2 separate regions of the Homo sapiens genome follow, and region 2 is linked to region 1. A link is a loop called in an ENCODE intact Hi-C map of the cell type or tissue named here. Cell type or tissue: PC-9. All regions are shown on one strand.

Evidence for each region. A loop is a pair of places that touch in the nucleus more often than their neighbours do. Peaks named below come from ENCODE experiments on the same cell type or tissue, not always from the same donor. Only the 100,000 strongest peaks of a DNase experiment are listed, where the experiment ranks them.
Region 2: it touches region 1 in a loop (2.8-fold over the local background); 1 of 110 quality-filtered maps calls a loop at or near these places.

The regions. Positions count from the first base shown.
Region 1 is chr2:172,223,476-172,228,475 of GRCh38, reverse strand. No RefSeq gene overlaps it. Among named protein-coding and RNA genes, the nearest start is that of DLX2-DT, 120 kb to the right of the region's middle. In PC-9, CTCF peaks have their summits at 1,735 and 1,940 (motif pointing right); DNase peaks (open chromatin) are centred at 495 and 2,015.
Region 2 is chr2:172,119,489-172,124,488 of GRCh38, reverse strand. No RefSeq gene overlaps it. Among named protein-coding and RNA genes, the nearest start is that of DLX2-DT, 19 kb to the right of the region's middle. In PC-9, no CTCF peak of the experiment used is centred here; a DNase peak (open chromatin) is centred at 2,708; H3K27ac peaks cover 3,166 bases.

The sequences.
Region 1 (5,000 bases):
TTCCTCCATGCTCTACAGAGAAACAAACCTCACAATGTTCCCAGCTTGCCTTCTTTTTTTCTGAGACAAGGTCTCACTCTGTCACCCAGGCTGGAGCGCAGTGGCAAGATCATGGATCACTGCAGTCTTGACCTCCTAGTCTCAAGCAGTCTTCCCGCCTCGGCCTCCCGACTAGCCGGGACTACAGGTGCATACCATCACACCCAGCTAATTGTTTAGTTTTTGTAGAGATGGGGGTCCCCCTTTGTTGTTGCCCAGGCTGGTCTCAAAGTCCCATCCTCAAGCAATCCTCCCATCTCAGCTTCCCAAAGTGTTGGGATTACAGGTGTAAGCCATGACACTCAGCCTCCAGCTCATCTTCTGTGGGAAGACTGTTTCACTCTCCTGAGAAGAGCAGCCTCCCCTAGTTTTTATGGAGTTCTGAAACCGGATTTCTGCATGGCCTCTCCTACCTGGCTCTTATCTCTAAGAACATCCACACCACATACCCACAAAAGGCAACACTTGATTTTGCAAGAACTTAGGGCCAACAGCCTGAACCTGGTTTCCTCTGGACAAGCCAAAATTCCCGAGGCTACCCACATCTGTAAAAGACAGCCCCCTCTAGTTTCCTAACAGACTGGTTTCGTTAGTTTGAGCTCCAGGGTTGGGGGAAGGTCCTGGAAATTTGGATGACTCTGGAGGCAGTTACAGTTACTCTTATCTGGGCCCAGGACCAGTGATTCTCAAGCAAGCGAGCCTGCCTCTCCTAAGAGGAGCTGGTATGAGAATATCCAAAAGGATGTTTCATTTGAAAAAGTGTAATTAATATGCCATTTTATATTTGGAAAACAAAACACCTATTGCTTTTGCAGTACCAACTATAGAAGCGAAAGCTCAGTTCTTGGAATTTACAAGAATCAACTTTTCACATTTTATAAGAGCAATAATAGCTAATATTTGAGAACTACCTTACGCCAGACACTATGCTAAACTCTCTACATTGCATGACCTCGCTTACTCCTCAGCCATCCCCTGAGGTAATACTATTATTCCGTTGCTCAAGTAGGGAAGCAAAGGCATGTCCTAGTATGGAGTAGAGCAGCAACTGGAATTGAAGCACTCTAACTCCAGGATCAAACCGTAAATCACTCCATACCATGTCCAAGGATGAGGAGCACTGGTGTGGCCAAATTCATGGTCAGCCATCGCCTCAGATACCATTGGCTTTCTGTCCTGCCGCAGGGCCCTGAGTCTATAGTGGGAATTAGAAAAAACAATGATAAAGTTATTGGGCCAAGCGCAGTGGCTCAAGCCTGTAATCCCAGCACTTTGGGATGCCAAGGCAGGCAGATCACCTGAGGTCAGGAATTCAAGACCAGCCTGGCCAACATGGCAAAACCCCATCTCTACTAAAAATACAAAAATTAGCCAGGCGTGGTGGCAGACCCCTGTAATCCCAGCCACTAGAAAGGCTGAGGCAGGAGAATCACTTGATCCCAGGAGGTGGAGGTTGCAGTGGGCCAAGATCACGCCATTGCACTCCAGCCTGGGCAACAGACAGAGACTGTCTCCAGAAAAAAAAAAAAAAAGCTATTACTTTGCCATTTCATACAGTCTGGTAGAGTGTACACATGCTGCAGGGTGTTGATAAGACAACACAAATAAAATTATATGCTGATATGGCTCTTGTTAAATCCTTGCCAAAGAAAGAAACCTTTCAGGAAAGTCCAGGAAAAATCAACTTTAATGAAAAACCTGCAGCCACTGAAAGAAATCAGGATAAAACACATTAAATTAGTGCCTTGAATGAAGTAGATACTAAACAAACGTTGTTCAGCTGAATTGGGATAACTTTAAAGAATGTTTATTACTCCCCCCCGCCCCCGCCTTCTCCACCCAGGTGAACCTTAAAATGTCATTCATTCACTAGACAAGCATTAGCTGAGTTCTGCCACTAGACGTCACCCGGGGCACGGTGACAGACACCATGATGAAGCAAGGGCCAATCTGACAATTGAGAACATTACAATGTATTGAAGAAATCTGTATACTTTTAAAAGACAAACACATGGGTGTTGGTTTTCTGTTGCTGTGCAACAAGTTACCACAAACTTATTATCTCACAGTTCTGTAGGCCAGAAGTCCAGGCACAGAACAAGGTCGTCTGTTCACCTCTTATCTGGGGCTCAGAGTCCTTGCCTAAGCTCACTGGTTATTGGCAGAATTTATTTTCTTGTAAGACTGGGGTCCAGCTCTCAGCTCCCAGAGAGCTACCCACATCCATTGCCATGTGGCCTCTACCTTCAAATAAGCAATTCCATGCCAAATTCTTCTTTTGTTTCAAATCTCTGACTTTGTTTTTTGGAGCGAGCCAGAGAAAACTCTCTGCTTTTAGAGGGCTCATCAGATTAGGTCAAGTCCACCAGGATACTCTCCCTTTTACCATCGCATAGAATACAATCATAATATCATCATACTCACAGGTGCTTCCCACACTCAGGAAGAGCAGACTGCATACTGGGGTGGGTCATTGGGGGTCATCTGAGAATTCTGCCTGCCACAGCATGTAAACATTTATGGGAAAATAGTGTCTTCTCAACCATTGTTGTCAGCGGCCCCTAAGGGGCCATTGAGACATGAGGAAAACAAGGATACCTGACATCCTATAGTGGTCAAGGAAGAACCATCCTGGACAAATTATAGGGTCACAGGATGCTGAGAAACAGCAATTAAATGAAACAGAAAGAATCTTAATATTTAATAGAATGCCCAGAGCCCTTCTTTGAGTAACAAAAGATCCACTAAAGACTGGTGTAGCTCCTCTTTTATACTGGGAGATCCTTCCCCTACCCACAACCAGACCCAAGATAGAAATTAAATGGATAGGAACCAAATGCGAAGCCACATGATACAGGAAGCCCAGTAACTCCCTGAAACTGGACTAGATTCCTTGCTAAAGGAGGAACTGTTTCTTTTCTTAATGTAATTTCAGATTTAATTATTCACCAACCTCATCTCCAACTAGCATCTGTCCTTGGAAGATGCCTAAATTGAACAGGTCAACCAATGCAGGGATCAGACAGATTACTGTTCCCATTGGTGGCTCTACTAAGGGAAAACTTGACCTTGGGTTTTTCCTCTCGGATTTAGCACACTGTCATAAGGACTGGGGGATGGGGAGGCTGTCTTGAGGATGAGTTTTTCCTATGGAGGAAGAGAGATTTTGGTAAAGAGGGAGCAGAGAGCAGCAGCACAAGGTCCTTCCCACCTGGAGGCTTTTGAGCAATTGAGCAGGGTCTGGAAGGATGGGATGTTCCAGATAACACAGGGAGAAGACTAGCAATGAAGGGAAGGGGAGTAGCTTGAAAGGGCAGCAACAGTGGAGCAGGTGACTTCCTTAAAATGTGAAAGCTGGCCAGATGCAGTGGCTCACACCTGTAATCTCAGCACTTTGGGAGGCTGAGGCAGGAGGATCACTTGAGCCCAGAAGTTTGAGACCAGCCTGGGCAACACAAGGAGACCCTGTCTCTACAGAAAGTAAAAATAAATTACCCAGGCATGGTGGCACAGGCCTGTGGTCCTAGCTACTCCGGAGGCTGAGGTGGGAGAATCACTTGAGCCTGGGAGGTCAAAGCTACAGTGACCTGTGATCATGCCACTGCCCTCCAGCCTGGGTGACAAAGACAGACCTTGCCTCGAAAAAAATATTAAAAAATATAAAAGTTGGAAGCTGGAACTTGTGTGTAAGATGAGGACTCAGTGGAGAAGGAAAGAATGAAAACACCAGACTAAAGATACAGAGAAAAGGGACTCTGCAAGGTCCAAAAGAGGCGTGGTGGGAGGTGACAGAAGATACAGAGGAAAATATTAACTATGTAAAGAAGACGGACACTTCTACTCCTCAGATATGAGGAGGGGAGAGGAAATGGGTAAAAACAGAGATTTTCAGGTGGGTAGAAAGAAGGCCATCAGGTTAGGTGGCCTCACTCTTGGTAACTGGAAGACAAGGTCCGCTGACAGTGAAGGTTTGAAGATGTAAAGTAGATCTTACTCATTTAGAAAATACCCAATAGTTTTTCTTTTTTTTTTTTTTTTTTTTTTGAGACTGAGTCTTTCTCTGTCACCCAGGCTAGACTGCAATGGTGCGGTCTCAGCTCACTGCAATCTCCGCCTCCCGACTTCAAGCAATTCTCCTGCCACAGCCTCCCAAGTAGCTGGGACTACAGGCACCTACCACCATGCCCGGCTAATTTTTTTGTATTTTTAGTAGAGACGAGGTTTCACTATGTTGGCCAGGCTGGTCTCGAACTGCTGACCTCATGATCCGCCCACCTCGGCCTTCCAACGTGCTGGGATTACAGGCGTGAGCCACCGTGCCCGGCCCCAATATTTTTTCTAAATAAAGTTATTCCTGCTGTGGTGGTGGGCTGAGGTGGGGAAAATCTTTGGGAAATAAGATTAGAAATTAAAAGGAGCAAAAGCATCCATAACTAAGGAAAAGAACTAATGTTTGCTGAGTCATTAGCATTAAAACCATGGCATTCCTCCAAAAGGAACCAGAAATGGAACAGAAACGTTTCTTAAGGGCGCAGGTAAGAGAGGCACGAGGTAGCCAATGGTTCCAAGGTCCAGGATACTCACTCCTCTACCCCCAAGAACTTTCTGGGAGGAAACTGTGTCTTCTCAGTCGAAGTGGTGAGGGTAGCCCCCACCAGAACTTGACGGAAAGCTGGTTGTGTTTACCCAATTTTTCTTCCTGTGTGTCTGTAACCAGCCAGGTGTTTCTAGGAAGAGATCACAGTCTTTGGCCCATATTACCAGTACACTAGCTCAGCAAATTGCAGGGAGGGGCTGGTTGTCTTGCATTCACCTTTTGAAGGAAATGTTACAAGTTTTAGAGAAAAAACAGCCATTTAGTCTCTGGTAAATGCAAACATTTCCTAACATACCAAGGCTATCTGAAGAAAGTACAGAGCCTGGGGAAATTCTGCCTAATGAAATCAGTTTTTCCCAAGTGA
Region 2 (5,000 bases), 100 kb after region 1:
GTAGACATCTATGCAGCCAACAGACACATGAAAAAATGCTCATCATCCCTGATCATCAGAGAAATGCAAATCAAAACCACAATGAGATAGCATCTCATGCCAGTTAGAATGGCAATCATTAAAAAGTCAAGAAACAACAGATGCTGGAGAGGATGTGAAGAAATAGGAATGCTTTTACACTGTTGGTGGGAGTGTAAATTAGTTCAACCATTGTGGAAGACAGTGTGGCGATTCCTCAAGGATCTAGAACTAGATTACCCAGCAATCCCATTACTGGGTATATACCCGCAGGATTATAAATCATGCTACTATAAAGACATATGAACACGTATGTTTATTGTGGCACTATTCACAATAGCAGACTTGGAACCAACCCAAATGTCCATCAGTGATAGACTGGATTAAGCAAATGTGGCACATATACACCACGGAATACTATGCAGTCATAAAAAAGATGAGTTCATGTCCTTTGCAAGGACATGGATGAAGCTGGAAACCATCATCCTCAGCAAATTATCACAAGGACAGAAAACCAAACACCACATGTTCTCACTCATAGGTGGGAATTGAACAATGAGATCACTTGGACACAAGGTGGGGAACATCACACACCGGGGCCTGCTGGGGAGGGGGGCCGGGGGAGGGATAGCATTAGGAGAAATACCTAAGATAAGTGATGAGTTAATGGGTGCAGCAAACCAACATGGCACATATATACCTATGTATCAAACCTGCACATTGTGCCCATGTACCCTAGAACTTAAAGTATAATGAAAAAAAGAAAAGACATGGTAAAAATATGGCATATAAAATTTAAAATGGTATACCTGTATAGACCACTTACCATGAATGAAGCTTGCAGGACTTGAAAGTTGCTCAGGGTGTCAGTCAGTGAATGTGAAGGCCTAGGACATTACTGTACACTATGGTAGACACTTCGGCTACACTAAATATATTTAAAATTTTTTCTTCAATAATAAATTAACCTTCGCTTACTGTTGCGTTTTTCTTTCTTTTTTTTTTTTTTTTTTTTTTGAGACAGAGTCTCACTCTGTCACCCAGGCTGGAGTGCAGTGGTACAATCTCAGCTTACTGCAACCTCCACCTCCCAGGTTCAAGCAATTCTAATTCCTCAGCCCCCTGAGTAGGTGAGACTACAGGCACCTGCCACCATATCCTGCTAATTTTTGTATTTTTAGTAGAGATAGGGTTTTGCCATGTTGGCCAGACTGGTCTCGAGCTCCTGGCCTCAAGTGATCTACCCGCCTTGGCCTCCCAAAGTGCTGGGATTACAGGCATGAGCCACTGCACCCACCCTACTACTACTTTTTTACTTTATAAACTTTTAAAGTTTTCTTTAACTTTTTGACTCTTTTGTGATAATACTTATCTTAAAACATACATTGTATAGCTGTACAAAAATATTTTCTTTATATCCTTATTCTATAAGGTGTTTTTTTTTTTTTTTTTTTTGAGATGGAGTCTCGCTCTCAACCCAGGCTGGAGTGGAGTACAATGGCATGATCTCGGCTCACTGTAGCCTTTCGCTCCTGGGTTCAAGCGATTTCCAGTGCTAATTCTTGTATTTCTAGTAGAGACAGGGTTTCACCATGTTGGCAAGGCTGGTCTTGAACTCCTGACTTCAAGTCATCTGCCCACCTCGGCCACCCAAATTGCTGGGATTACAGGCATGAGCCATGGCACCCGGCCTGCTTTTTTCTATTTTTAAAATTTTTTACTATTTTTTTTACTTTTAAAACTTTTGTTACAAACTAAGATAAAAACACACATATCAGTCTAGCCCTATAGAGGGTCAGGATCATTAATATCACTGTCTTCCACCTCTACATCTTGTCCCACTGGAAGGTCTTCAGGATCAATTACATGCACTGATCTGTCATTTCCTATGATAACAATGCCTTCTTCTGAAATGCTTCCTGAAGGACCTGCCTGAGGCTCTTAATGGGGTGGTGTCACTCTTTTTAGAAATATGTTCAAGGTGGTTTGCTTGATTTCTTTCTTTTTTTATTTTTTAATTGTAGATTTGCTTGTAACCAGGTAATGCGCCATGGACATTCCTCTCTCTTAATGAAAACCTTTCCCTGTTAGGGTCTATGTTTTCAAACTTTTTTTTTTTTTTTTTTTTGAGATGGAGTCTCACTCTTGTCCCCCAGGCTGGAGTGCAGTGGTGTGATCTGGGCTCACTGCAACCTCCTCCTCCTGGGCTCAAGGGATTCTCCTGCCTCAGCCTCCTGAGTAGCTGAGATTACAGGCACCTGCCACCACTTCCAACTAATTTTTGTATTTTTAGTAGAGATGGGGTTTCACCATGTTGGCCAGGCTGGTCTCAAACTCCTGACCTCAAGTGATCCACCCGCCTCAGCCTCCCAAAGTGCTGGGATTATAGGCGTGAACCACCGCACCCAGCCTGTTTTCAAACTTTTTAAGGAGCTTTTTGAGGTCTGCAAAAGCTTCTGATAAACCCTTCACTGTGAATTTTCTTGGTGGTTCTTGTTTTATATCTCTTACAGTTTCCTTTTCTCTTGCCTCTTCTTCAGCTACACATTCTTATTCCATTTCAAACAACTCTTCATTAGTCAATTCCTCAGGAACCACCTCTAGGAGCTCCTCAATGTTGTCATCCTCATTCACGCCCAGGTTAAAGTTGTTTGCCATCTTAACCACAGCTTTGCTGATTTTGCAGCCTCCCCATCCTTGGCAAATACTTTAAAGTCATGGACAAACCTCTTGAGTCTCTTCTTCCAGATGCCATCCATACACTCCTTGGTGACATCACCCCAAGCCCAAGCAAGATTCTTCTTAATGCAGTCATAGATGTTGTAATCCTCCCAGATTTGCATCAGTGTTTTCTCAGTGTCTTCTTCAGTTGCAGAAATAGCCTGAAAGAAGGTCCTCCTCAGGTAGTGAGTTTTAAAGGCTGCTGTAACTGGCCAGGCACAGTGGCTCACCACTGTAATCCCAGCACTTTGGGAGGCCAAGGTGGGCAGATCACGAGGTCAGGAGTACAAGACCAGCCTGGCCAATATGGTGAAACCCTGTCTCTACTAAAAATACAAAAATTAGCTGGGCGTGGTGGCACACACCTGTAATCCCAGCTACTCAACAGGCTGAGGCAGGAGAATCGCTTGAACCGAGGGGGCGGAGGTTGCAGTGAGTCAAGATTGCGCCACTGCACTCCAGCCTGGGCGACAGAGTGAGACTCCGTCTCAAAAAAAAAAAAAAAAACAAAAAAAACACCTGCTGTAACTCCTTGATCCATTGGATCAAAGAGGTGGTATTTGGAGGGAGAAACACCTTGATGTTGGGATGAAGAGCGCCAATAAAAGGAGAATGTGCAGGAGCATTAACAGCAATAAGCGATAGCTCACACCTGTAATCCTAGCACTTTGGGAGGCTGAGACAGGCAGATCACTTGAGCCCAGGAGTTCAAGACCAGCCCAGCCAACATGGTGAGACTCTGTCTCTACCAAAAAAAAAAAAAAAAAAAAAAAACCACACACACACAAAAATTAGTCGGGTGTGGTGGCTTGCACCTGTTATTCCAGCTACCCAGGAGGCTGGGGTGGGAAAACTGCTTGAGCCCAGGAGGTGGAGGTTGCAGTGAGCCAAGATCACACTGCTGCACTCCAGCATGGGTGACGGAACAAGACCTTGTCTCAAAAAAATAAAAATAAAAAACCATAAGCAGAATCTTGGAAAGTTCATTATCCTCCAAACAGTACTTCTCCATTCTGCTGGCATAGTAATTCCAGAGAGAATCCTGGAAGAGGATTCATGACTATTAAGTAATGCAGTACACTGGCCTGTGTGAGCTTATTTATATTCTTGAAGGTCCTGGGGCTCTCACTGTGCCAGATCATAAAGGGTTTCAATTTGTAGCCTGCAACATTGTCTCCATGCAAGACTGTTATCCTGAGCTCAAAAGCCTTGAAACCTGGCATTACCTTGACCTTCTTCCTTGTGGATGAAAGTCCTTTTAGGCATCCATTTCCAAAAGAGTTCTATCTATAATGAAAGTTTGCCCTGGCAAGTATTTTCCTCCACAGTCAACTTTTCTAAAGTCTCCAAAAATTCTTCAGCTGCCTTCACATCAGCACTCACAGACTCGCCACTCACTTTCACATTATGTAATGGATAACAATTCTGGAATTGTTTAAACCACCCAGAGCAAACAGTAAATTCAACATCGTAGTCAGGTCCAGCCTTTTCTTTTATCATTGCAAACAAACTTTTTGCTTTGGCTGTGTTGGTCATGGTGCTGAGAGGGATGTGCTTCTGTTTGGGGCTTCAATCCAGGTCATTAGAAGTATCTCCATATCTGATAGAGACCCTTCTCAAATTTGTGTTAATCCCATTGCCTTTAAGGAAGCAAATACTTTAACAGCTTCCATCACTTAGTTATTCTTCAAAATCATAGCTATGGTGGAATGGGACATGCCTGCCTGATAAACAAACATTATCACTGACTTTTTACTTTTGTAGTTCTTAATCACTTTTAATATTTTTTTTTTGAGATGGAGTTTTGCTCTGTCACCCAGGCTGGAGTGCAGTGGTGCGATCTCAGCTCACTGCAAGCTTCGCCTCCCGGCTCCCGGGTTCATGCCATTCTCTTGCCTCCGCCTCCCAAGTAGCTGGGACTACAGGCGCCCACCACCACGCCCGGCTAATTTCGTTTTTGTATTTTTAGTAGAAACAGGGTTTCACTGTGTTAGCCAGGATGGTCTCGATCTCCTGACCTTGTGATCTGCCCACCTCGGCCTCCCAAAGTTTTGGGATTACAGGTGTGAGCCACTGCGCCCGGCCCAATCACTTTTAATCTTTTTTTCTGGGTCAATCACTCAATGTGGCTCTTACTAACAACATTAGCCATAATTTTTGAATGCTAAGGGCTGTAATGAACACAACGCAAGATTAATTGTGTATGTTGCCCATTGTTGACCAAAACATTATGTGGCACACGACTGTAGTTATATCCAAAC